3 separate regions of the Homo sapiens genome follow, and all the other regions are linked to region 1. The links are chromatin loops, found by intact Hi-C in ENCODE. Cell type or tissue: CD4-positive, alpha-beta T cell. All regions are shown on one strand.

The links. Peaks named below come from ENCODE experiments on the same cell type or tissue, not always from the same donor. Only the 100,000 strongest peaks of a DNase experiment are listed, where the experiment ranks them.
Region 2: it touches region 1 in a loop (4-fold over the local background); 42 of 110 quality-filtered maps call a loop at or near these places.
Region 3: it touches region 1 in a loop (4-fold over the local background); 27 of 110 quality-filtered maps call a loop at or near these places.

Annotation. Positions count from the first base shown.
Region 1 is chr1:43,525,747-43,533,746 of GRCh38, reverse strand. It overlaps PTPRF (protein tyrosine phosphatase receptor type F), which reads right to left and starts at 2,864. Exons shown (of 34, transcript NM_002840.5): 1 at 2,657-2,864. RefSeq lists enhancers at 1-315, 316-817, 1,446-2,018 and a silencer at 2,084-2,153. In CD4-positive, alpha-beta T cell, CTCF peaks have their summits at 4,257 and 4,457 (motif pointing left); DNase peaks (open chromatin) are centred at 2,076, 2,316, 2,946 and 4,426; H3K4me3 peaks cover 694 bases; H3K27me3 peaks cover 2,542 bases.
Region 2 is chr1:43,758,711-43,766,710 of GRCh38, reverse strand. All of the region lies in intron 2 of ST3GAL3 (ST3 beta-galactoside alpha-2,3-sialyltransferase 3), which reads right to left. Among named protein-coding and RNA genes, the nearest start is that of ST3GAL3-AS1, 35 kb to the right of the region's middle. RefSeq lists enhancers at 2,861-2,920, 2,951-3,040. In CD4-positive, alpha-beta T cell, CTCF peaks have their summits at 2,890 and 3,100 (motif pointing left); a DNase peak (open chromatin) is centred at 3,080.
Region 3 is chr1:43,223,300-43,231,299 of GRCh38, reverse strand. CFAP57 (cilia and flagella associated protein 57) reads right to left here. Exons shown (of 23, transcript NM_001378189.1): 17 at 7,096-7,254; 18 at 4,174-4,317. All of the region lies in intron 1 of LOC105378685 (a long non-coding RNA gene), which reads left to right. Among named protein-coding and RNA genes, the nearest start is that of TMEM125, 43 kb to the left of the region's middle. In CD4-positive, alpha-beta T cell, CTCF peaks have their summits at 3,640 and 3,841 (motif pointing left); a DNase peak (open chromatin) is centred at 3,859.

The DNA.
Region 1 (8,000 bases):
GGAACCAAGCACACAGCAGTGTCAGTCACAAGGGAAGTGACTGCCACTGCTGACGATGCACTGCCACACAGTTCCCTTGGATTCTTACAACAGCCCTGGGACCCAGTCCGGGTTGGATTAGCTACCCCATTTTACAGGGAGTGAAATTGAGACTCAGGGAGAAAGGGGCCTCTTTGAGGCCTGAAGCTGGAAAGTGGAGGAGCCGTGGTGTGTATCACAACCCCTCTACTGCAGGAGGTCTGGGTCCCCTCCTCCCCGCCCCCAGGGAGGACCCTCAAAGCTAGACTCCCATAGTTCAGGCTGATGGAAAAAAGGGTGGACTGTGCCCAAACTGCCAGGGCTAGTATTTTGCTGCGTATCCATACACTTCCCAGTAAAAGATGTGTAGCTAGTTTCCGTTTGCTGCAGTCTAACTCTGCCCCGCCAAATTCCTTCACCAACACCCAACCACCCCCTCCTCTCTTGGCAGCCTTGTACACCAAGCCAACCCGCCCAGGGCACACAAAGCTGGATAAAGGGGAGGTATCAGTAGTTGCAAGAAGAAGGAAGAAAGGGAGGAAGGAAGGAAGGAATTATGTTAAAACAATTTTCTTGTTAAAGGAAAGAAAGAGGGAAGAGGAAGAGCAGCTGGAAAAGGAAACTATAAAGGAAACTAAAAAAAACACTATAAAGACATTTCAAATAAGAGACTGAGCAAGTAAAATGTGCAAGAAAGTGCATATACAAAAATACACAAGGATGACTGTGCATGTGCACAGGTATGCTGCGAGAGTGTGCAGGCACAGATTTCTTGAGCCCTGGCCGGCATGCGGGCCCAGGTATGCGAGAGGGGGCAAGAAAGCAGCTGAATAGGGAGTGTGTGTGGGGGTGGAGGGGGTGAGCTGAGTGTGGAAATGAAGGCAAGAGGGTACGAGAAAGTGTGGCCTGTGCCTGGGGCTGAGAATGTAGGGGGTTGTACTTGGGGAGTTACACCTGCTCCTTCTTGAAGCCCTAGGCTCATTCATATAATCAGTAAAAAAACAGGGATTTTCATGCTCCCTGAAGCAAGAGTTAATAAGGAGCTAAGCACAGAAATTTCCTTAGATAGCCTGTCAGAACTCTCTTCTGGATCCCTCAGATCCCCGAAGCCTCCCAAAGGATTCCCCACCAGATCTTCCCTTCTCAGCAGATTCCTCCCCATGAGCACCCGCCTGGAACCACCACCCCACATCCTTTTCTACGCCTCTCACCCCAGTGCACTTCCCTGCTTCTCAGGCCAGATCCGACACCAGATCGCTCTGGATCCCTGCCCCTGTTCCTTCAAAAGTGGAGCCTTCCTCAACCTAATCCAGCCTCCCGGCCCTGCCCTGTGGCCCCTCAGGGAGATCCAGACAACCCCCAGGCTGGGGCAGCCTCCCTCTCCCATTTCACAGCTCAGGCAGGTAGCGCTCCCCACCCCCAACCTGCTCCAACTCAGGGGCCGTGCACTGGGGGGCAGGGGGGCTTGAAATGGGGAGAAAGTCTAGCCCCTCCCCCTCCGGGGTGGAAGAACCAGAGGGGCAGCATTCCAGGGAAATGGGGGGGCGCCTAGCACAGAGAGTGCAGAGACACCAAGAGATGGGTGAGAGACAAGAGGCAGAGACTTAAGGAGGGAGACAGAGACCCAGGGAGAGGAAATAGAGAGACCCAAGCGGAGAGAACAGACTCAGGGACAGGGAACAAGACGACCCAGGGAGACAGAATCGAGAGACCTGGGGAGAAAGAACAGAGTGACCTGGGGAAAAAGAATGGAGACAGCTGGAGAGACCCTGGGATTGCAGGGGCGTGAGATTGGGAGGCACTGACACGGGGAGGCAGAGACGCCGAGGAAAACAGAAAGCAGCCGAGACAGAGACGCCGGCACGGCGATGGGGAGCCGGGACGGGACGGGACGGGACGCGGGGCGGCCACTGAGTGAACTTTCGGAGAGGGTCCGAGTGGCCACGTCCTCACGGGACAGGTCGCTCCAGGGCCTCCAGGGCGTTGCACCCGGTTGGGGGCGGGTACAGCCCGTTCGGCCCCTCCCCATCCCGTGCTCGCGAACGAAGGGGGTGGGGGGGCTTCAAACTCGCGCCCGGCGCAGCCCGGGACCGCACGTGCGCCGGGGCCGCGAGCGAGACCCGGGCGCGCCGGCTGCGGATCCCCCGCCGGCTGGGAGGGGGCGCCTGTGCGGCGGGGGCGGGGGCGCGGCCTGGACCCGCCCGGAGCCCGGGGCTGGGGGGTCTGAGGGCCGCCCCCGGAGCGCGTCCGCGCTAGAAGGGGGGACGAGGCGGGACCGATGAGGGGGAGCAAGAACGCAAACGGGAAACTTTGCGCTGGGTGGGGGGGGCGGGCTGCGGCTAAGGTGCGGTGGAGAGGGAGGGAGGCGGCGAGGGGCGGCGGGGAGCGAGCCAGCCAGCAGCGCTGGGGGCGCGTCTGCCGCGGGGTGAGCGGGGAGGAGCCGCCAGGCTGGGGCGTGGAGGGGGGGCTTCGCCGAGGCTGCGGGCGCGGCAGGTGGGGGCGCGGCCCGGCCTCAGCGGCGCCCTCGTCCCCCCCGGGACCGCCCCCAGCTCCGCCGGGTGGACTAGCGGGGAGGGCAAGGAGAGCGGGGAAGGGACGGGAGCGGAGGGGGCTGGTGGGGGGCCGGGGGGTCACTCACCGCCTATCCAGGGGCCGTCGGTCCGCATGTCCCCCCGCAAGCCGCTAGGGCCGCTGCTCCCACTCCTCTGCCGCCGCCGCCTCCACCTGGTCCCGCTCCCGCCACCGCCACCCGAGCTGGAGCCGGAGCCGGAGCCGGAGCCGGAGCCCGAGCCCGAGCCGGAGCCGAAGCTGGAGCCGCCGCCTCTGCCGCCGCCACCGCTCCCGCCGCTCCCGCGCCAGCTCCAGCCGCGCGCTCCCCTCGCGCTCGCGCCCGCGCCCCTGCCCCTGCCGTGCGCGCCCCCGGCGGCGCCCCTCCCCTCGTGCACTCTCGCTCGTAGAGCCGCGGAGCCGCTGAGGCCCAGACAGGCCACAACCCAACGCCAAGTCGAAACCGACCGGAACCTCAATATTGAACCCGAACCCCAATAATGAACATAGACAGACCAAACTCTGATACTACATCCAGATCCTTCTAGTGGCTCCCAGCCCTAGCATGAACCTAATACCACTCTAGGACCCCATTTCCTCCCCATACAGATCTGAACCTGATACTGAGCCCACACCTTGCCCTAAACCCAATATTGAGTCCAAAGCCCTTAATCTGCCCCCAAATTAGCACAAGTAGTAATTTTGTTGTGAACCTCTATACTGATCCCAAATACCAATTCTGACTCTAAATCTCTTTATTACTTCTACTTGCCCTAACCTTGATAGTGACGCTAGCACCAACGCTGGACCTTAAATGGAACCCTGTACTAATGCTCAGCCCCCAGTCCCTAAATGAACCCTAAAGTCCAAAAGCTACCTTGCTATGGACCCCAGTTATCTCTCTTCTGAACCCCAAGCCTTACATAAAACTCCAGTACTGCTCTCCCATTCCCAGATCAACACCAATGCACTCTGAATTCGATTCTCAATTCCAGAGTTGGGATTGGGTCACCATAAAAGGACCCCCAAACACAGATACTGACCTGAAACCCCACCCAAACTTGAGACCATTTAGGACCCTAAACCAACCCAGCTTTAATAATAATCTTGGAACCCAAGATAAGACTGGCTTTGCAGAAACTCCACACAAAGCCCCTTCATCCTCATGTTCACCCTCCACTTCTCTGACCTAGTGTCAACCCCAAGCAGAGACTGACTAATACCCCAATATTATACCAATTCCAGCTGTGAACCTTACATTGGCCTCGGAATTAAAGACATGATAATGCCCTCTAAATGTAATTTAAATGTCAGTACTGAGTTTCTGACTTCTCATACCAAACTCAAATAATGACCCTAGAAATTTCTGGGTGAAACCAATAACCTACCTGAAGATTTATTCCAAGACCTACTGATCAGAGGGATTTGATGAGCTTCAATCCAAGCGCCCCTGCCTCCAGACCCCGCCCCCACGCAATCCGTGTTAAAACCACTTAAGAGTCAGCCAAAGCCACACCAGCTCTTTCCTATCTACCCCACCCCTCCTCCCCCCGCCGCTTGCTAGGCTTCACCATGAAGGATGGGGGACCTACCCCCACTGCCCTGGGTCAGGTAACTGAGCAGAAAAAGAGATGAGGTTTCTCCTCTGTGGGGTTTCTTCTGTGGGGTCTTTCTGATAACCCTGTAAGTTTGGAGTCAGGTGAGAAATAAAATTTGGAGATCGTTGAGGTGCCTGGATTCAGGGATCACGTGGTAATGTGCAGGGCATGGTTGCTGTGGTGTTCAGGGATCTGGGCTGAGGAATCAGGTTCTGGTAACCACCTGATTCACTGCCTGTTTTTGTCCTGAACTTGAATTCACAAACAGTGCGTGTGCGCCCCCTGGCGTATGAGGAGGGGATGGGACTGGCTCCAGTGATTCTGGACAATTTGGTTTGGATGACAAACGGATCAAAAATGAATATTTCCAGTGAGTGGTTTTTCACCATTGGTAATTTTGGTGCACCACGGGGGAGGTATTGCAAATTTTATGCATCTTTAAGCATTTTTGCCTTTTTTTCCAGAACTTTGAGGATTTAGAGATTCCCTCTCGGCCCCCAAATTTTAAAAGTATACTTTTCAGCCAATTATTCCTGCCCATTGCTGAGTTATTAAAACAGTTCTTTTCCTTGGCTTCATTGGCCCACCCTCTCCTCACTGGCTACTGTCTCTGATTCCTTTACCACCTCGTCTTCTGCTCTTCCGGGACTCTGTCCTAGGCCTCCTCTTTTCTCCTGCTCTGCCCCTTTTCTCTGGATCATCTTGACCACTACCAACCATATGCTGATGACTTCCAAGTCTCTATCTCCAGTCTGGGCCGCTCCTGTGAGCTCCAGATCCATATAACTAAGAGCCTCCTCTGTCCCGCCCACCCCAGATCTGCTTACCTTCAATACTGCCCGTCTCAGGCAGTGGCATCTTCAGCAATTTAATCACTGACATGCAGAGACCTTCCCTCCTGCACCACTGTCCAATCAGTCATCAGTCCTGCAAATTTTGAAAAACAGAGACTAGAGACCATATGGCTCCATGAGGGACACATGCAGAGAGTTTCTGGCTTTTGGGTTTCAGTCCACACACGCACAAAGCCAAACTGGTCCTAACTTCTCTTGCATGCAGTTATAATATAATGCCCCTTAAGACTTGCTCTACTGGCCAGGCATGGTGGCTTACGCCTACAATCCCAGCACTTTGGGGGGCTGAGGCGGGCAGATCACCCGAGGTCAGGAGTTCGAGACCAGCCTGGCCAACATGGTGAAACCCCATCTCTACTAAAAGAAAAAAAAAATACAAAAATTAGCCAGGTGTGCACCTGTAATTCCAGCTACTTGGGAGGCTGGGGCAGGAGAATTGCTTGAACCTGGAAGGCAGAGGTTGCAGTGGAGATTGCTCCACTGCACTCCAGCCTGGGCCACAGAGCAAGACTCTGTTTTAAAAAATAAAATAAAATAAAAGACTTGCTCTACCTTTAGTGTGTTTTGGCACCTCAGAGCCAACTGTACCTGTTTGGAACCATTGTTTCCTCCAGGAAGCCATCCTGGCTGTCACCACTGTTTGTATCTGTGCCTATCTCCCTGACCTGTGGACAGCAGTTCCTTGCAGGCAGGAGAAATGAGTCCACCTTGTTCCCTGTCATATCCCAGTGGCCAGCACAGGGTCCTCACACACAATAGATACTTGATACATATTTGTTAAAGAATGAAGATTGACTTTCCTATCTGTGCTCAAGGAACCATCAGACATAAATGACTAAGTGAGGGAACAGCTCCCTGACCAAGTCTTAGAGCTCATCCAGCCCCAGTCTTCTGTAGCCCTGGCATGCACTAGAAGAGGGGCTCGTGGTGTTCGCTAGCCTGTGTGCCTGCTAGCCTGGGCCTTGGTAGTCCTGAAGCTCTGGCAGCCCTGTTCCCTCTGCCCCGCATTGTCAAGGCTACTGAGCACAGTACTGGAAGGTAGGTGAGCTGGGACCCCTGGCTTCCTGTGGTTGAAGTTAGCAGATGTGCTCACTGCTGTGCCAACCAGTCTCTTGCTCCAAACCCCACAGGGACACAGGGGTCTCAGAATCCTAACCCATTGGCGTCTGCCCTCTCATTCACCCACATGTGGCAAAGTGTTTGTCGAGGCAGGGCAAGAGAATGCCTGTAAGCAGCCTGCCCAGATCTCTGCATGTACGCCATCTGGAACTAGATACAAACCCAAGGTAATGAAACTAGAGGCCTAGGTGCCAAAGCCACATGGATGAGAAGCTCAGGTGGCCGGGCCTGGGAGAGCGTGATAGCTGCTGAAGGAGAAGAGCCAAGGCTCTGTCCAGTTTGCCAAACTGTGAGCACGGGGTCCACGTGGGGCTGCCCTGCTGCCCTGCTCCTGGGCCTGGCGGGGAGGGATGTCCTTGTGCTCATCTGTGAAGGCCGAGTGGCACCATGTGGTCATTGTGTGTCTGCTGTGTTCCAGCCCCAGGGTGCAGGGTGAGGAGAGAGCCAGATGTCAGCTCCCACTCACTGCTCACCCTTTGTCCAGGTCCTGGGCCAACTGGACACTCTCTGCAACTCATGACGTAAATACACCTTTTGGTCATCCCTTAGTTGGTCTAAACCAAATTAAATTCAGCTTGAGTCTCTACCCATCAGATCAGCAAGATTTCCCTATCACTCATGGCTGCCCTTCAGCTCCCTCCGATCATCCATGAACTCCAGGGGTTTGCACAATCCCAGAGATGGTCAGTCCGTGCTCCACAGCCTTGCAGAGAAAGGTGGAAGGATTTTTCAGGCTGCTGCTGCTGCTGTTGCAGACATCAGTGGTCACAGTCACAGGGCTTCCACTATTTTTTGCCCATCTGCAGGGCCTCACTTGTCCAACCTGGTCCTTGGGAAGATAACCCTCTACTCCCTCCATCCCAGCTCTTTCAAGAGGACCTCTCCCACAGGCCCCCGCAGTTGCAGCCCTTAGTCCTTGGCTTTCGAATCGCATGCAGCCACTTTCTTCTGGGGGCAGGTCAGGGTGGGATGGAGAATGCCTGTTCCCCTGCCCCTCTCTTCCATGCCAAAGCATCAATTCCCCAAGACACAGTGGTATTCTCCCTCTTAGCTCAGACACAAGAACTACAAAACGGCCTATTTACTTTCTCAGGTATGAGGTGGGAGAAAAAAGGCCCAGGACTTAGAACACAAAAGCTTGACTAATGCTTTTTTAATTAAAAAAAAAAAATTTTTTTTGTAGGGACAAAATCTCATCATGTTGCCCAGGCTGATCTCGAACTCCTGGGCTCAGGAGATCCTCCAGCCTCAGCCTCCCAAAGCGCTGGGATTACAGCAGCCATGAGCTGCAGTGCCTGGCCCTGGCTAATGCCTTTCATTTCTTCCGGCTGAGTCACTATGGGCAGGGAGAAATGATACAGGAGTTAATTTCTCAATGAACACTGCTTATGTTTCCCGGAGAAAACAGAAGCCACCACAGGAGGACTCCCTCATCTCCCACTACCAAATCCGCAAACCCACACACCTCTCCTCCTTCCGCTCTGTCTCCCCTGTGCTCAGGGTGCTCCGGCGCCTCCAGGCTTTGCTCTCTATTCCCCGTCCACTGCACCCTCTTCACTATAGCATTCCCATCTGCCCATGCGCATGTCTTTCCCATCCTAAAAAAAATTCCCTCCCTTGGCCCCACACGCCTCTCCAGAGTGGGAGAGACTCAAGTGCCTCTCTGTTCTCCTTCCCCACAAACCCAAAAGCCATTTCTACAGGACGCCTCTATTCCTCCATCTCCTGCTCGCTCCCCAACCCACCACAACCCTGCTTTCTGGCTTTCACTGATGTTGCTCTTTTTTTTTTTTTTTTTTTTTTTTTGAGACTGAGTCTTGCTCTGTCGTCTAGGCTGGAGGGCAGTGGCGCCATCTCGGCTCAC
Region 2 (8,000 bases), 230 kb before region 1:
AGCCTTTAATGGCCCTGCTGCATTAAATCTAAACTCCACACCTCACCTTAGGGCCTTCTGTCATCGACTCTGCCCTGCTCTGCAATCCTCGGTCTCACTACTCCCCGCCCCCCACCATTCCTCACAAGCCGCTCTCAGCTCTCACTGAAGCTTACAAAATATTTCGAGTACTCTGTCTGCTAGAGCACTTTCCCAGGTCCCCACATGTCCTACCCCAACCGCCAGGTCCCTGCTTCAGTGCCCATCTCTTCCTCAAAGCTTTCCTTGACATCACTTCTTATTTATTTACTTATTTTTTTTTAAATCGCCACTTCTTTGTTGTCTCTGAAACACTTCATCTCATTGTCTTGTCCTTGGTTACTTCCTGTGAGTCTCAGCTTTCAGTCTTTAAAATTCCCAGGCCCAGGCACCTCTCTTCCTAAATGCCCCACACTGCCTGGAATAAAGCTGAGTAAGTAACAAGCTGTCAGTCAGCAGTAATCCTCATAGACTGACAGAAGAAGTCATTGATATCTCTCCCTTGGCCTCTCTTCCTCTGACTTAAGGGCTACTTGGGTGGTATTCATGTGAATCCGGGCAAGGAGCTGTCAGGGCTATTTGAATGACTATTTCCTTGTAATTTCCTCCACTGGATTTTTTATTCCAGCTCTTAGAGGAGAAATAGGAACATGAATAATGGTGCTGGTCTCAGTGAAGAGACCTGTCTCTTCAAGCTTCTTTCTTCAAGCACAGAGAAGCTCATGTGCTTCCCTGCAGCACACATCTATCTCCATTGTTACCATGTGAAAGACATCAATCCTGTTATGGCTGAGGGAAAGAGGAGCTTGTTTTTACAGCTACATGGCAGGATCAGAAGCTTCTCAATCTTCTCCTATACCACTAAAAAAAAAGCGCACGCGGACGCGCGGACGCGCGCGCGCGCGCGCACACACACACACACACACACACACACACACAGACACACACAGACACACACATGCACATGAAATTGTTTTACCCTTTTTTGCCTTTCCAGAGCAAGGAATCCTTAAATTCTCAGCTCTGTATTCCTCCCTTCTTTTCCTTCTCTCTGATAAAGTTTAGCTTTCCTCAGCCTTTTAAAATGTCCCCAGGTAAGTAAAACTATGATACTATGATGGTGGCAATTTAAGTATTTTAAGTGTGGGGAACCTAAAACATACAGTTTTAGAAGTGTCTTTGATTCACCAATAGTGATGAAATGGAGCCACCACACAGGTATGAGCAACATCACAGTGTAGCTGTGAGGGCTACGTGGCCTCCTCTCAGTTAGGTGGGACCACACGACTGAGTACTGATCTGTGGAACGTGCGCTGCAGGGAAGCACATGAACTTCTCTGTGCTTGAAGAGAGAAGCTTGAAGAGAGAGGTCTCTTCACTGAGACCTGCACAGTTCTCCATGTTCCTGTCCATTTCTCCTCTGGGAGCTGGTTTAGAGAATCCAGTGAAGGACTCCAGGCCCTAGGGCCTGGGGGAGTCACTAGATGAAGTCTGTGGCCCTAAATGAATTAGGTAGAGCAGAATTCCTCCCCACCAATATAGAACTGCACCAGATTGTGACAGGAGAGAAATAACCTTTATTGTGTTAAAACCACTGAAATTTGGGGGTAGTTGGTTACACTAGAGTTCACCCTGACACTAAAATGATAAATGAAAAATGAAATTATTTTTATTTTTATTCTTAAAGTTAAAAATAACAAGTATTCTTAAGTATTGCTTCAAAGCAATTCTGTCTAAAGCTGTCTTCTATTACTCTACCAGCCCTTTCAGGAGAGCCCTTTGGGCACTATGGTGGAAGCTGTAGAGGCCACTCAGTAACTAAAGGGCTTATTCCCCAGCTGCTGGGATGGTGAAGGACAGAAAGGCCTCAACTGTCAGCCCTCTTCAGGGAATGCATCTGCTGAAGAGCGCTGCCTGGCCCACGGCCATGCCCCTTCCTGGGGCAGCCCTCGTCCAATGACGGGTCAGGAGGAGCTGTAAAGGCACAGCTCTCTCACTCTATGGCTTAGAAAACATGGATTATCTGAGCCCTAGTCCCCATGGGGTGGGCTGAGGCCTTTTACTGAGACTGAATCACGGCCCGATTTTTCCCCCTATACAATCTCCACATCTTTCCCTTTTCTTTTCCCTTCTTCCTCATTTCCTTTCTTTTCCTTCCAGGAGTATTGATTCCATAACCACTCCCTAATAAGCTTTTCACACCCTAATCTTTATCTCAGAGTTTGCTTCCCCTGGATCTCGGCCTGAGACAGGTACTATATCCCGATGCAATATTGTGTTGCGCGACTCTACCTCATTATATAGCCCAAATACTATATTTTCCAATCAAAAATACACAAAATCACAGTGGGATGGAACCTTTAAAATTGAGACTCTGCAAAAATTCAGAATGTACTATACTATTAAAAGACTGTTTATAAGAAAGTAAGAAATACCACAGACATTTTGAGGGCCCCTCTGAGAAAAGGAGCTCTGAAATTGTCTTAAGGAAAATATTACCTCCTTGCTTATAACCAAATAAATTATTAAATACATAACAGAGCTACATAAAAGTTATTAAGGATCTATTAATATTATTCATCTGTGCTGATACCTTGTACTATTGTAATTATAGCAGTTACTTTCTGAGTGTTCACAACACAGTGCTAAGAGCTCTACACACACTATCTCATTGAATAAATGACAGTTAAGAAATGACCCAAAGTCACATAGCCAGGACTCAACGTTAGGTGGGGTGGATTCCAAAGCCTCAACTCTTATGTTCCACTATGTTGTAATGCCTCTACTGTCTTGCATATTCAAGCTCTGAGAGAGGTTAACACTGTAAGGAGTATAGTTCACTAAGTAATTTGCAGGGGAGCCTGGAACATAAGGCAGATATAGAGGATTCCAAAACACACACTCTCTCCTCTCACCCCTCCATTGCCTCCTCTGATGGCTTAGACACTGGCCTGCCTTTGGATGCCCACGGTCTAGTAAGTGAGTTGAAGAACTACTCCATGCAGGATTTTGCCAGAAGTCATTCCAGCGCTAATCTGTCCTGTGGCAATCAAAAGGTTCTTCTGCCCTCTTGTGGCTCAGGGTGACTGCTACATATCAAAGCTCCATTAAAAAGCTGAAACACCATATAAAGGCACTTGGCAGCCAGGCACAAAACAGCAGAAGGCAACGCTGATTGGCTTGAAATGGAGCCTATTTAATAACCTAAAAATTTGATCCGCCACTCCTCCATGCCAACTATTGCTCATAATAAGAAAGTTAGAAAGAATAACAGAATACTAGAACTCATAGAAAAACAAACCCAAGAACCCAGTATCTCGTAATTGTAAGGAATATAACAACCAGCTACATCCATTTACAACAATGATAAAAGTTTAAAACATTATAAGCCCCAAAGAAAACTCCCCATCCTTGCTTTTTTACACCTAACAGTATATTTCAGAAATCTTTTCATATTAGTGTATACAGAGCCTCCTCATCTTCAGGTGCAGAGTACTCACCGGATGGGGGAACCATGATTTAATTAACTTGTTCTCTACTGGTAAACATTCTAATTGCTTCCAAATTTTTGCTATTAAAAACAATGCTGCAAATAAACAAAGTGCTGCGATGGGTAACCTTGTGCATATATCATTTTGCAAGTGTGCAAGAATCCCAGTAGGGGAATTCCTAGAAGTGGAAATGCTGGGTCCAAGGGCAAGGGCACATACATGCCTTTGCACGACTTCTTGAAACTTTTTCTTCTGTTGGTTTTCCCTCCTATCTGTCTGGCTGCTCCTTCTCAGGCTTCTTCCCATTGTGCCCTTCCTCCTGCTTACCCCTCCTTGGTTATCATTTCCCCAGGACTTGGTTTTTGGTCCCCTTTCATCCTATCTCCTCTCTCCCCAGCAGTCTCACCCACTCTTATCTTCCAGCTATCAGTTTTCTTCCCAGAAAGAAACCAAAGTTATTATTTCTGGGTTTTATGCTTCCAGTTATTTTATGCATATGTATGCAAACCTATATATAATATATATGCTTATGTATGTATAACTATGGAGATACACACAGACAACTTCCCCGTCCTCTTGTTATAAATGGTAGCGTTTATATCCTCAATGGAAGCAGTTTTAAGGGGATGCCGCCAAGCAACAACCTTCACAGGAGATAAAACTGTGGCCCCCAACACTTTTCAACCTATAGTTGAATTCTTTGCCAGGCAACTGGAGTGAACTCAAAGGGGAAGATTAAAAGTATTGTCTCCCACCCTGGACTACTCGCCAAGTAGCCATGCATTAATTTAAGGGCTAGAGGGAAGGATAGAGCACAAAGGCCAATAAGTAAAACATCAGAGACTAAATAAGTCTCTGATACCTTCACAGATATGGTTACATACCTGTGTAAAGGTTTGGTTTGACTTTTTGGTTTTTCTTTCTTTTTTTTTTTTTTTTAATGAGACAGGGTCTTGCTCTGTTGCTAAGGCTGGAGTACAGTGGCTCACTGGAGCCTCAATCTCCTGGGTTCAAGCGATCCTCCTGCCTTAGCCTCCCAAGTGGCTGGGACTATAGGCACGTGCCACCACATCCGACTGATTTTTCATTTTTATTTTCGGTAGAGACGAGGTCTCACTATGTTCCCCAGTCTGGTCTCAAACTTCTGGGCTCAAGTGAACCTCCTGCCTTGGCCTCCCAAAGTGCTGGGATTGCAGGTATGAGCCACCAAGCCCAGCCTGAATTTTTTTTTTTTTTTTTTTTTTTTTTTTTGAGACAGAGTGTCGCTCTGTTGCCCAGGCTGGAGTGCAGTGGTGCCATCTTGGCTCACTGCAAGCTCCGCCTCCTGGGTTCACGCTATTCTCCTGCCCCAGCCTCCCGAGTAGCTGGGACTACAGGCGCCCACCACCATGCCCGGCTAATTTTTTTGTATTTTTAGTAGAGACTGGGTTTCACTGTGTTAGCCAGGATGGTCTCGATCTCCTGACCTCGTGATCCGCCCACCTTGGCCTCCCAAAGTGCTGGGATTACAGGCATGAGCCACCGCGCCCGGCCCAGCCTGACTTTTTTTTAATGAAAGTTTTTAACCACAAGTAGAGAGAATAGTATAATGAACCCCATCCTACAGATTCAACAATTAAAACATTTTACTTCTGACTTCCTTTCTTCCTTTGTTTTTTCCTTCCTTCCCTTGCCCCCTTTTCTTTCTCCTTCTCTCTTTTTTGGCTGCATTATTATAAAACAAGTCCCTGACACCATGTCATTTCATATCTAAATACATCCTTCTGGACATTATAAAACACAAAGACATTTCTTTACACGACCACAATATCATTAACACAAGGTAAATTTCTTAATTTCATCAAATGCTCAAACTACATTCATATTTCCACAATTATCTAAAAAAAAAAAAATCTTTTTACAGTTAGCTACTTAAATTTTGAAGGAAATATATAGCCAAATAAACTCCAAGCCCAGCCTGCAATGGCTTGTGACTATTAAATCTTACAAGAATTCCCAGGCTCCCAAAACCCCCAACAACAGGAAATGAACTGCTGAAGCTGTCCAGCTCCCGGAGGGACATTCTTCCACTGCTCAGCCTAGTGTGGCCTTGGCAGATAATGGTTAAGGAAGAATCACCCTATTTCCCTTAGATATCATCCTCCTATCCCCTCCAACCACTAATCTACTTTCTGACTCTATAGATTTGCCTGTTTTGGACATGTCAGTGAAACCATTAAATATGTGGCCTTTGTGGCCTGCTTCTTTCTCTCAGCATAATGTTTTCAAGGCTCATCCATATTGTAGCATTATCAGTATCTCATTCCTCTTTATTGCAGAACAGTCCATCGTTTGGATATACCACATTTTATTTTTTTATTTATCCCTTCTTCAGCTGTTGTGTATTTGAGTTGTTTCCACTTTTTGGCTACAAGAAATAATAGTGCTATCAACATTTTTTTTTTTTGAGACGGAGCCTTGCTGTGTCACCCAAGCTGGAATGCAGTGGTATGATCTCAGGTCACTGCAACCTCCACCTCCCGAGTTCAAGCGATTCTCCTGCCTCAGCCTCCCGAGTAGCTGGGACTACAGGTGCCTACCACCACGCCCGGCTAATTTTTTGTATTTTTTAGTAGAGACGGGGTTTCACCGTGTTAGCCGGGATGGTCCCGATCTCCTGACTTCGTGATCCACCTGCCTTGGCCTCCCAAAGTGCTGGGATTACAGGCGTGAGCCACTGCGCCTGGCCTGAATAGATCTTTTATCCATGCATGATTCTGTAACATCCTAACAGTAGTCATTTGCGCATTATGGGTTCACTGAGTTATACACATCTTCCAATGATTTCACATTCGTTATAAAATATCAAAAAATCTCATTTGTTAATATATCTACTGACTGTATCAGACAAGTGTTTAAATATTGAGATGTCAGGCTTATGGCAGCAGATGTAAGTTTTTCAGAATTCTAGTCTTCACTTGAAAGCCAGAGTTTTCTCACTGCAAAAAAATACTGCCAGTGGTTTCCCTTGAAGTGACAGGCTTACTTCATTCATCTTTGAGAAAAGGTCTGTCAAAACCCAGTCTAAATAACCATACTTTGTCTATCATTTCTTTCAAGTAAAAATGGTACCCCCAAAAGAGCAGCTAGTTCAGCTTGTAGTACAAACAATCCATACCATGAGGGCTTTTCCTTGGGGCAACAATAAAGCTTCAGTGTGCAGTGGTAGTGTTTTATGCGTATTTTTCCCATTTCATCACCACATTTTTTTTGAGATGGGTTCTCACTATGTTGCTCAGGCTGGCCTCAAGTGATCCTTCTGTCTCAACCTCCTGAGTAGACATTCGTTTTTGAGTGAAACAACGCATATCCAAAAATTGAGATTTCATGAAATTAAATGTTTCGTCAATAACATTTTTAAGTAAAATTGGCTTCATTTTATTTCCTACCACGTGTGGCAGTGAGAAATATAATGACAACTATAATAGCAGTTTAGTGCTACTGATTTGACTTGTGCTAAGGGGCAAGCAGCTTTACCTGCCATCGCTTTGTAGCATCAGTGCAGATGCCAACACAGTGCAACAGGCAACCAAAATACACTTGACCAAACTTTAATAACCACTCTACAAAAGACAGTAGTTCTCTGCTTTGCTCAGAGAGACTAAGTCTTATAAGCACAGCTCTTCTTGCTTAAACTACCAATACACTCAGCTTTATGTTTCAGATATTAAGTGCTGGACTCTTCCCTCAACATTTGTTTTTTGTTTGTTTGTTTTTTTGAGATGGAGTCTCGCTCTGTCACCCAGGATGGAATGCAGTGGCGTGATCTCAGCTCACTGCAATCTCCACCTCCCAGGTTCAAGCGATTCTCCCACCTTAGCCTCCCGAATAGCTGGGATTACAGGCACATGCCACCACGCCCAGCTAATTTTTGTATTTTTAGTAGAGGTGGAGTTTCACCATGTTGGCCAGGATGGTCTCGATCTCCTGACCTCCTGATCCACCTGCCTCGGCCTCCCAAAGTGCTGGGATTACAGGCGTGAGCCACCACGCCCAGCCTAGTTTTTTCTTTTATTGAGTTTCATGCCTTTTTTTCATCACTATATATCCCCTTCTGTGTGTGTGTGTGTGTGTGTGTGTGTGTGTGTGTGTGTGTGCGCGCGCTTTTGTTTGTTTTTTAGGAGACAGTCTCGCTCTGTTGCCCACGCTGGAGGGCTGTGATATGATCATAACTTACTGCAATCTTGAATTCCTAGGCTCAACTGATTCTCTTACCTCAGCCTCCTCCTGAGTAGCTAGGACTACAAGCACACGCCACCACGCCTGCCTGATTTTTAAATTATTTACCATTATTATTTGGTAAAGACAGAGTCTTGCTATGTTGCCCAGGCTGGTCTCGAACTCCTAGCCTCAAATGATCCTCCTGCCTGAGCCTCCCAAAGTGCTGGAATTATAGGTGTGAACTATCATGCCTGACCTCTTCTAGTTAGTTTTTAAGTTATGCACTTTACA
Region 3 (8,000 bases), 300 kb after region 1:
AAATTTCAAGGCTCTTGGTAACCTTCTGGGGGGTGCCAGGAGGCCCTAATGAACACATCCATGTTCTAGACACAAAAGGGCAGCTTTTAGAAGGTTTTCCTCATTACTGGAAGCATTTTGTATAGACAGAATAGCCCTCTGACCCAAAGCCTGGCATAAAGGTGGCACTCAAATATTTGATGAATGAACGAATAATGGCAAGTGTGGTGGACAAAGGAGAGCAATAGTGAGGGACACGAAAAGAGCCTGAAACACCCTGCTTCTGGAAGAGGAATGACAAGATAAGAAGGCAGTGTTGGCAGAGTTATATAGAACCACCTTGTAGGGGATACACATTGAGTGTGGGTATTTGCACAGCTAAAGAATGTGCCCATTAGAAAGGGCCGCCCAGCTTGTTGTAGACTTAGAGATCTAAGGCTGATTAAGAAGTAGTTTCTGCCTTCAAGAGGCCTCAGGTCTGCAAGGATAAGAAAGAAGTAAATCAGAAATTCAGGTGGAGTAGGATAAACACTGCAGTTAAGGCAGAAAGCACTGTGTGTACACAGAGGAGGTGAGCAGGCAGCACCCAAAAAGATGGGATGCGTCCACTGGATTTGGGAGGAAGAATAAGTATTAGAGGACAAAAGGGGAAAGAATTCCAGGCAGACAGAACAGCCTGCACACAGAGAGGACCAGAGGCATGGGCAGCCTGGCGCATCTCTGCAGGCTGCAAGTGGCTTAGGGTGGCTGCAGGAGCAGGGATTTGAAGAGGGGGGAGAGGGGAGGGAGAAGAGGCTGGCTGAGCTAGGTCATGCAGGATCCAAGGGCAGAGGCTCAAATGGTGAGAAGTTTGCCTTTATCCTGAAAGCTCAGAGAGCCACTGAAGGCTTAGACCAGGAGTGGAATGATGTAATTTGCATCTTAGAGGGCCTGATGCAGAGGTTCTGCTGAAAAGAGCAAGACGGGGGCCAGGCAGACCAGTCAGGAGGCTGCCAGTTTGGCTGAGGAGGCAGATGATAGCGTCCTAGGCCAAGGCAATGGCAGCTGGAAGAGAGAAAGGGGGCTTCTGTTTGCGGGGCTCCCGAAGATCATGTCTGAGTGCCTCATTCTCTAAATCTCAGGCCAGCAGTGACAGATGAGGTTAGCAGAGAGGGCATACAGGAGTATATTGTTTACTTCTGTTCATTTTTTCCCCCAGGCAAAGACTCATACTACTCTGAGAATAAAAATAATCTGTTTATAGAAAAATTGGGAAATAGGTCAAATTTGAGTAGCTGGCTGGACAGCCAGAAGCCTAGCCCCTTATGTGGAAACAAGCATCTTTTCCCAGTGTGGAAAATCCATCTACTTTTCCATGTGTTTTTCATCACACTCAGAGATTCTCAATGGGGCTCAGGCAGGAGGGTAGAAAGCATTTTGCACCCCCCAGGGGACCTCTGGCAAGGTCTGAAGGCATTTTTTAGTTTTAACATCCTGGATAGGGGGTGTTTTTGGGATCTAGCAGGTAGGGACCAGGGACGCTGCTAAACATCCTACAATATACAGGACAGACCCTCCATGACAGAGAATTACCTACCTCAAAATAGTAGTAGTGCTGAGCTTGAGAAACCCTGCCCTAGTAAATGAGTGTAAACTAAAACGACAAGCCTCGGGAAACCTCTCCCCTAGGCAGGGCAAAGGGACCCTTGGATCATCAGAGCCAAGTTGGAAAAAGAGTATGTGAGGGCGGGTACCTGAATCAGGAAGTGTTATTAGAAGTTGCAGCTCTACAAATGAGCCAAGGGCTTGAGGCTTCCTTCCTGGGAGAAAAAGACCTTTACAGGAGATCCACAGTGCATGAACCAAAGGTGTCTATGACCCCCAGAGGGAAGCCCCAAGGTCAGAGGCTCCCAGAAGCACCCAGGCCCAGGTATCAGTCCTGACAGCAACTGGCACCAGCGAAAGGAGGTAGGAGGGATCCTGCTGGAATCACTCCCAAGGTGCAAGTGTATTCCCTGCTGAGCATCAAGGCCACGGTTGGCCCCTGTTACTGCCAGAGAAGATGAATGGTCCCCCCAGGTGTGCTGGTGGGGAAAGTAAGCTGACCATTAGCAAACAACGGACCCGACCTGAAATGCAGCTGACAAATGTGTCAAATGAGGAAGGAGAAAGGGGGCAGTGATTTCCAGGGGCCTGTGGTGTGCTGGCCCTCCAGGTGGGTGGGGCCTCTGCTCTTCCTCTCATCTTCTCAGGCTGCTATGGTCTGATGAACGTTGGTGCCCTCCACCCCAAATTCCAATGGTGAAACCTAACCCCCAAAGTGATGGGATTAGGAGGTCAGGTCTTTGGGAGGTGATCAGGTCACGAGGGCAGAGCCCTCACAAATGGGATTTGTGCCCTTGTACGAGAGGCTGGAGGGAGCTTGTTTGCCCCCTTTTGCCCTCCCATCACATGAGGACACATAGCAGGTGCCATCTATGAGGAACAGGCCTGGACACCAAATCTGCTGGAGCCTTGGTCTTAGACTTTCCAGCTTCCAGTACTTTCAGCAATACATTTCTGTTGGCCATAAATTATCCCTTCTAAAGTATTTTGTTATAGCACCCCGAAAGGACGACAGCTGCCATTTTGGGGCCCTGAAAGCACTCAAGAATGGTAGGAGGCCCAGCGGAGGCAGGTCTGTGGTCAGCTGGGGGCATCCTTTCTCATCCCAGAAGCCAGGGAAAAAGTCATTGTCACAAGGACATACCCTCTCTGGGCCCCCTGGCCCTGGACTGATCTCCACCTGGCTCTTTACTGGGCTTACCAGAGTACAGGCGTCACCGGGCAGACTGGCACCCCCATGGCTCTGGCACTTCTAGTTGGGTCATCAGTGCTGTCTGACACCCTTGTATCTGTTATCCCGGCTCAGCACAAACAATTAGAGAAGATGGAGGAGGGAGCAGAAGCCTATTTTGTCTAGGGCGGTCAGGGAAGGCATATAGGCTGAGACCTGAAAGATGCAAAGAAGCCAGCCATGTGGCGATCTGGGGGAAGAGCCTTCCAGGCAGAGGCAGCAGCACTGCAGAGGTCCTGAGATGGAAAAGCGTGACTTACAGGAACTGTCAGAAAGTCAGTGGGCTGGAGCAGGGAGGGGGAGCTGTGAGAGGAGGCTGGAGAGGCAGGGAGAGGCTGGATCACGCAGGACCTTGTGGGCCTGACTGGGACTTTGGATTTTACTGTAGGTGGGATGGGACCCCACTGGGGAGTTCACTCAGGCCTCTATGTGGAGACCAGACTGGAGGCTGGAGTCCAGTCCAGATAAGAGATGGTGGCTGCTTGTACCAGGGTGATAGCAGCAGCGGGAAAGGAGGGTTTGATGTGAGATATGTTTTGGAAATTGATCAGACAGATGTTGGTGATGATTTGGATAAGGAGTTAAGAGAAGTGAAGAATCAAGAAAGACTTCTGCATTTCTGCATTAAGTAACTGGGTGGATCATAGACCACTAACTGAGAGAGGGAAAACTGGAGGAAGGGGGAGAGAAAAATCAAGAATTCGGTTTTAGATCAACATGGACGCCACTGTCAGCCCAGCAGGGGAGGCTGATGGGGCAACACACGTTGCAGGGAAAGGTGGCGTGTGGTGGGGGGCATGGGGGACCTCACAGGATTCTCAGAAACCCTTGTCCAGTTGATCCTGCTTCTAATCTCGCCTCTCTACCTTCATCCTGTTTGCTTCCCAGAACATATTCTTAATTATGCCACTCTTCTGCTCAAGAGCCTCTGATGACTTCTCATTCCTTATCAGATGAAGTCCAAACACCATGGCCTCACCTGGGGTCTCAACCAACATTTCCAGTTTGAGAAAAAAATGCTGAACTAGAAGGATAGCCTGTTGGCTGAGTACACACTGCCCTCTGGTGGCCAAATGCCCAATAGCTGCATCTCCCTTAGGAGGGCACAGTACACCGCACACTGAGGCACGGGTAGGGCCAAAGCCCATCTCCAGGTCCCGTGGCAAGTTAACTCCCAAGCGATTTGCTTTCGGTCAGCTGAGCCTGCAGCGGGGCCACGGCCTTCCCTGTTGCACCCCTGTGGACTGGAGGCTGCACACACCTTGGGAGCAGAGAGGACTGTGAGAAGAGCTTCTCCTCAGTCCCTGAGGCCAGCTAGCCAATTGTGGAAGAAGAGACAGAGGGTCTGAGAGGCCAGAGTGTTGCAAATGGCTTCTTACCTCCTGAATCTGTTCCTTCATCACCCTGATCTCATTCTCTCGAGGTTCTATTTGCTTCTTCAGCTCCTTTATTTTGTAGTCAAGCACAAACTTGAATTTCCCTAGTTCTTGATTTTTCTTTTTCAGATCATAAATTCGCTTCTCCTGGGGGTGAGATGAGAGAGAAGTGAGAGATATTGTAAGGCCCTGGTATACTGCAGCCCTTTAGGGCAAAAGAGCACGAAGCCTGTGACTCTCCTGGTTGAAGAGGTCAACCAGGAGACTCCTCTCCTCCCTTCGTCAGTACAGAGGCTGGCACTCCCCCCATGGGGCTACAGCACAGACCCCTCAGCCTCTGTACAAGGACTCTCATGCATTCACTCACTCATTCATATTAGGTTGTGAACAGCGGTATTTTCCAACGATGGCCCCCACAGCATCTCCCGCCCCACACTCCAGCTGTTCTACAGCGTGACCTTGCTGCTTCTCCATCAGGAGGTGGAAGCGAATCCCCTTCCCTTGCATTTGCCTTGACTTGTGACTTGTTCGTAACCCAAATAATGCAGCAGAAGGGAGACTGTGTGGCTTCCAAGGCTAGGCCAAAAAAGGCCAAGCAGCTTTTATCTGGCTCTCTTGGGACACCTGCATTGGGGGAGGGCATCTGCTATGTAAGAAGTCCAACTACACTGAGACATCCAGGCTGGTGGGCACATTAGGGGCTCTGATCAAAAGACCCAGCTGAGCCTAGCCTCCCAGACACCCCTGCCAAGGTGCCAGACATGTGACTGAAGAAGCCACATTGGATGTTGATCTTCCAGCCTCCAGCTGTTTTGAGTCACCCCCAGTATTCCCAGCTGAGGCCCCAGACATCGGGGACAGAGATAAGCCATCCTTTTGTACCCTGTCCAGATTCCAGATCTGTAGCACCTGTAAGCAGAATAAAATAGTTGCTTTCAATCACTTAGTTTTTCTTTTTGAGATGGGTCTCACTTTGTCACCCAGGCTAGAGCGCAGTGGCACGATCTTGGCTCACTGCAACCTCTGCTTCTCAAGTTCAAGCGATTCTCCTGCCTCAGCCTCCAGAGTAGCTTGGATTACAGGCATGTGCCACCACTCCTGGCTAATTTTTATATTTTTGGTAGAGATGGGGTTTCACCATGTTGGCCAGGCTGGTCTCGAACTCCTGACCTCAAGTGATCCACCTGCCTCTGCCTCCCAAAGTGCTGGGATTACAGGCGTGAGCCACCACACCTGGCCTCAATCAGTAAGTTTTAAGGTTAATTTGTTGCACGGTGATAGTAATCAGAACATAAGTATATCCATCCATCAAACATTTACTGAATGAAGATCTTTTGTCAAGTATTGGGTTTCCAAATATAAATACAACACAGTCCCTTGCCCTTAAAAGAAAACACTAGTTGGGAAAGAAGACACAGAAGCAAATCTAAGCCTAAAATGTGATAAATGTTGTAAAGCACAGAAGGCAAAGTATATATTGAGGGTGCTGAGAATGACTGGCTTGAGAGCCAAGCGGTGGTTCATGGGGGAAGTGAGAGGTGAGGCTGGGGAAATAGAGGAGGGAGGTGAGGGTCTTCATGTTGGGGGAAAGAGTTCAGAATTTATCTCCTAGGCCAGGGGTTGGCAAACTCCAGCCTGTGGGCCACATTGGGCCTGCTGTCTATTTCTGTAAAACTTTATTGGAACACAGCCAAGTTAATTGACTAATGTTTTGTTTATGGGTGGTTTCACACTACAGCAGCGGTGTTGATTCGTTGAGACAGACCACATGGCCTCCAAAGCCAAAAATATTTACTACCTAGGTCTTTACAGAAAGAGCGTGCTGACCCCTGCTGTAGCAATGGGGAGCTGTGAGGGCTTTGAGCAGGAGAGTGGCAGCATTGCACCTGTACCCTGCCAGTCCATGGTGGTGGGAGATGGGAAGTGAGGCCATTAGACTGCTTAGGAGGCTGTTGCCACTTTCTAGGTGAGGAGGCCTTTGTCTCTTTCTTGTCAAAGCCCCCTTTGAGAATCTGAACAGAGCTTTGGATCTTCCCTAAAAACAAACAAACAAACAAACAAACAAACAAACAAACAAAACCCTGGATATGTACACCGACACTCACATGCAGAAATGACATCCAGGCATGATCCCATGATCCTATGTGATCCTTACAAGACCCCTTGAGGTGGTTATCATCCCCATTTTATAGGTGAGAAAATGAAGGCTTAGAGAAGTTGCTCGAGGTGCAATGGTCAATAAATGGAACCTGTGCCAGACCTAGTTCCCTAACACTGAAGCCCACGTCCTTGGCCCTTGGAGAATTCCACCTGCCTTGGGCCGTAGTGGCAGGGGAGATGGAGAGGAGGGCACGGAATCTGGATGTGCTCAGGAGGATGATACTACATACTGGGTATTGAGGTATCTGCCCCACAGAATGTGATGTCTCTGACGTCTGAGTGTTTTGTAAGAAAGGCATCCCAAAAGTGGAGGCAGCCTCCTGGACAGGGTCAATCCCAGGAGAGTCCCTCTGCGACAGGGGGACCATGTGGTCAGTGCGGCAAGTGAGCTGTCCCCAGCCCATGGGGAAGCGCCTCCAAGGATGCCTGGAGCAGTGGAGTCAGCTGACTCGGTTCTTATTGCAGCCTGTCACCTATTGAAGTGTGTGACCCTGGGCAAGATACCCAGCCTCTTGGAGTTCAGCTTCCCGAACCATAACACTGGGTTCTCAGGCCCCCTGGGTTGTTGGCAGAGCTGAAAGTGATGTGTTGACAGCGATTAGCCCAGTGCCAAGCACACAACAGGCACTTCACTGACGGCTGGTTCCCCCATCAAGTTAAAGAAATGCGTCCTGAGAAGCTAGGGACCCTCTCTCCCCTGAGCTTTGCCTTCCTCGCCTTGGCCCATCTGGCCGTAGCTGAGGGAGGACAGAAGGAGAGCTGCACCTTGTCTTGAATAGTCTCGTCTCTTTCCTGGATCTCTCGCTTGAGGCCTTGGATGTCCTTCTCCAGAGACTTAATGACTCCTTGCAGCTTCATCTGCTCTCCTTTTAGGGTCTCGATGTCATTGGTTCGTTCTTCAATCTCCTTCTGTAGGCTGCTGAACTAGAAAAGCGAACAGCAACAACAAAGACCACTAAAGTCAGAACTCATCTCCATCCCTCCCACTGTCTCAGTGTAAGGGGCTCCCCACCACTGGCCACCTTCTGTGGACTGAAAACACTTAGCATTCAACATTTCTGGGATTTTAGGAGTGAATATCTGGAGCATTTGGGACGGTTCAGGAATTTCCCAGGCCAAATGGATGATGTAGTATTCTGTCCCATAACATCCAGGCCCATTCTCCATATGAGAGGACTGACTGTCTTCACAAGAGGTTCCAGAGACCGGTACACCAAGTGGACCAGAGACTTCTATGACCACACTGATCTTGAAAAGCTGGGATCCACACTGCATCAAGGTCACAGAAAGTGGGCCCTAACTGATGAGCCATCTTAGCCATGACCAAGAAGGGAAGACTGATTGTTCCCTGGATTTACTAGTGTGCTTTCTAATAGGAAGAAACTTCAGCTTGCTTTGAACTTAGCTTTTCCAGGGCTAAATGTTTTGGGGAAACTGAGTTGAATCCTCCCTCACCCCTGATGGTGAGTGAACTAAAAACATCTTCCCCACTTTGTAAACTAAGCATCCTACACCCCCATTCCCTCTCCCACCTGTGGTGCTGAACAGGAGCCGCCCATGACTCCCTGGACCAAGAGCCCGAGGATGCCTCCCGGCCAAGACTTCATCTATCTCATCCCCAGAAGACCTTATTTCCATTTCCATTTCCATCGGAGGGTTATCTCAGAAAA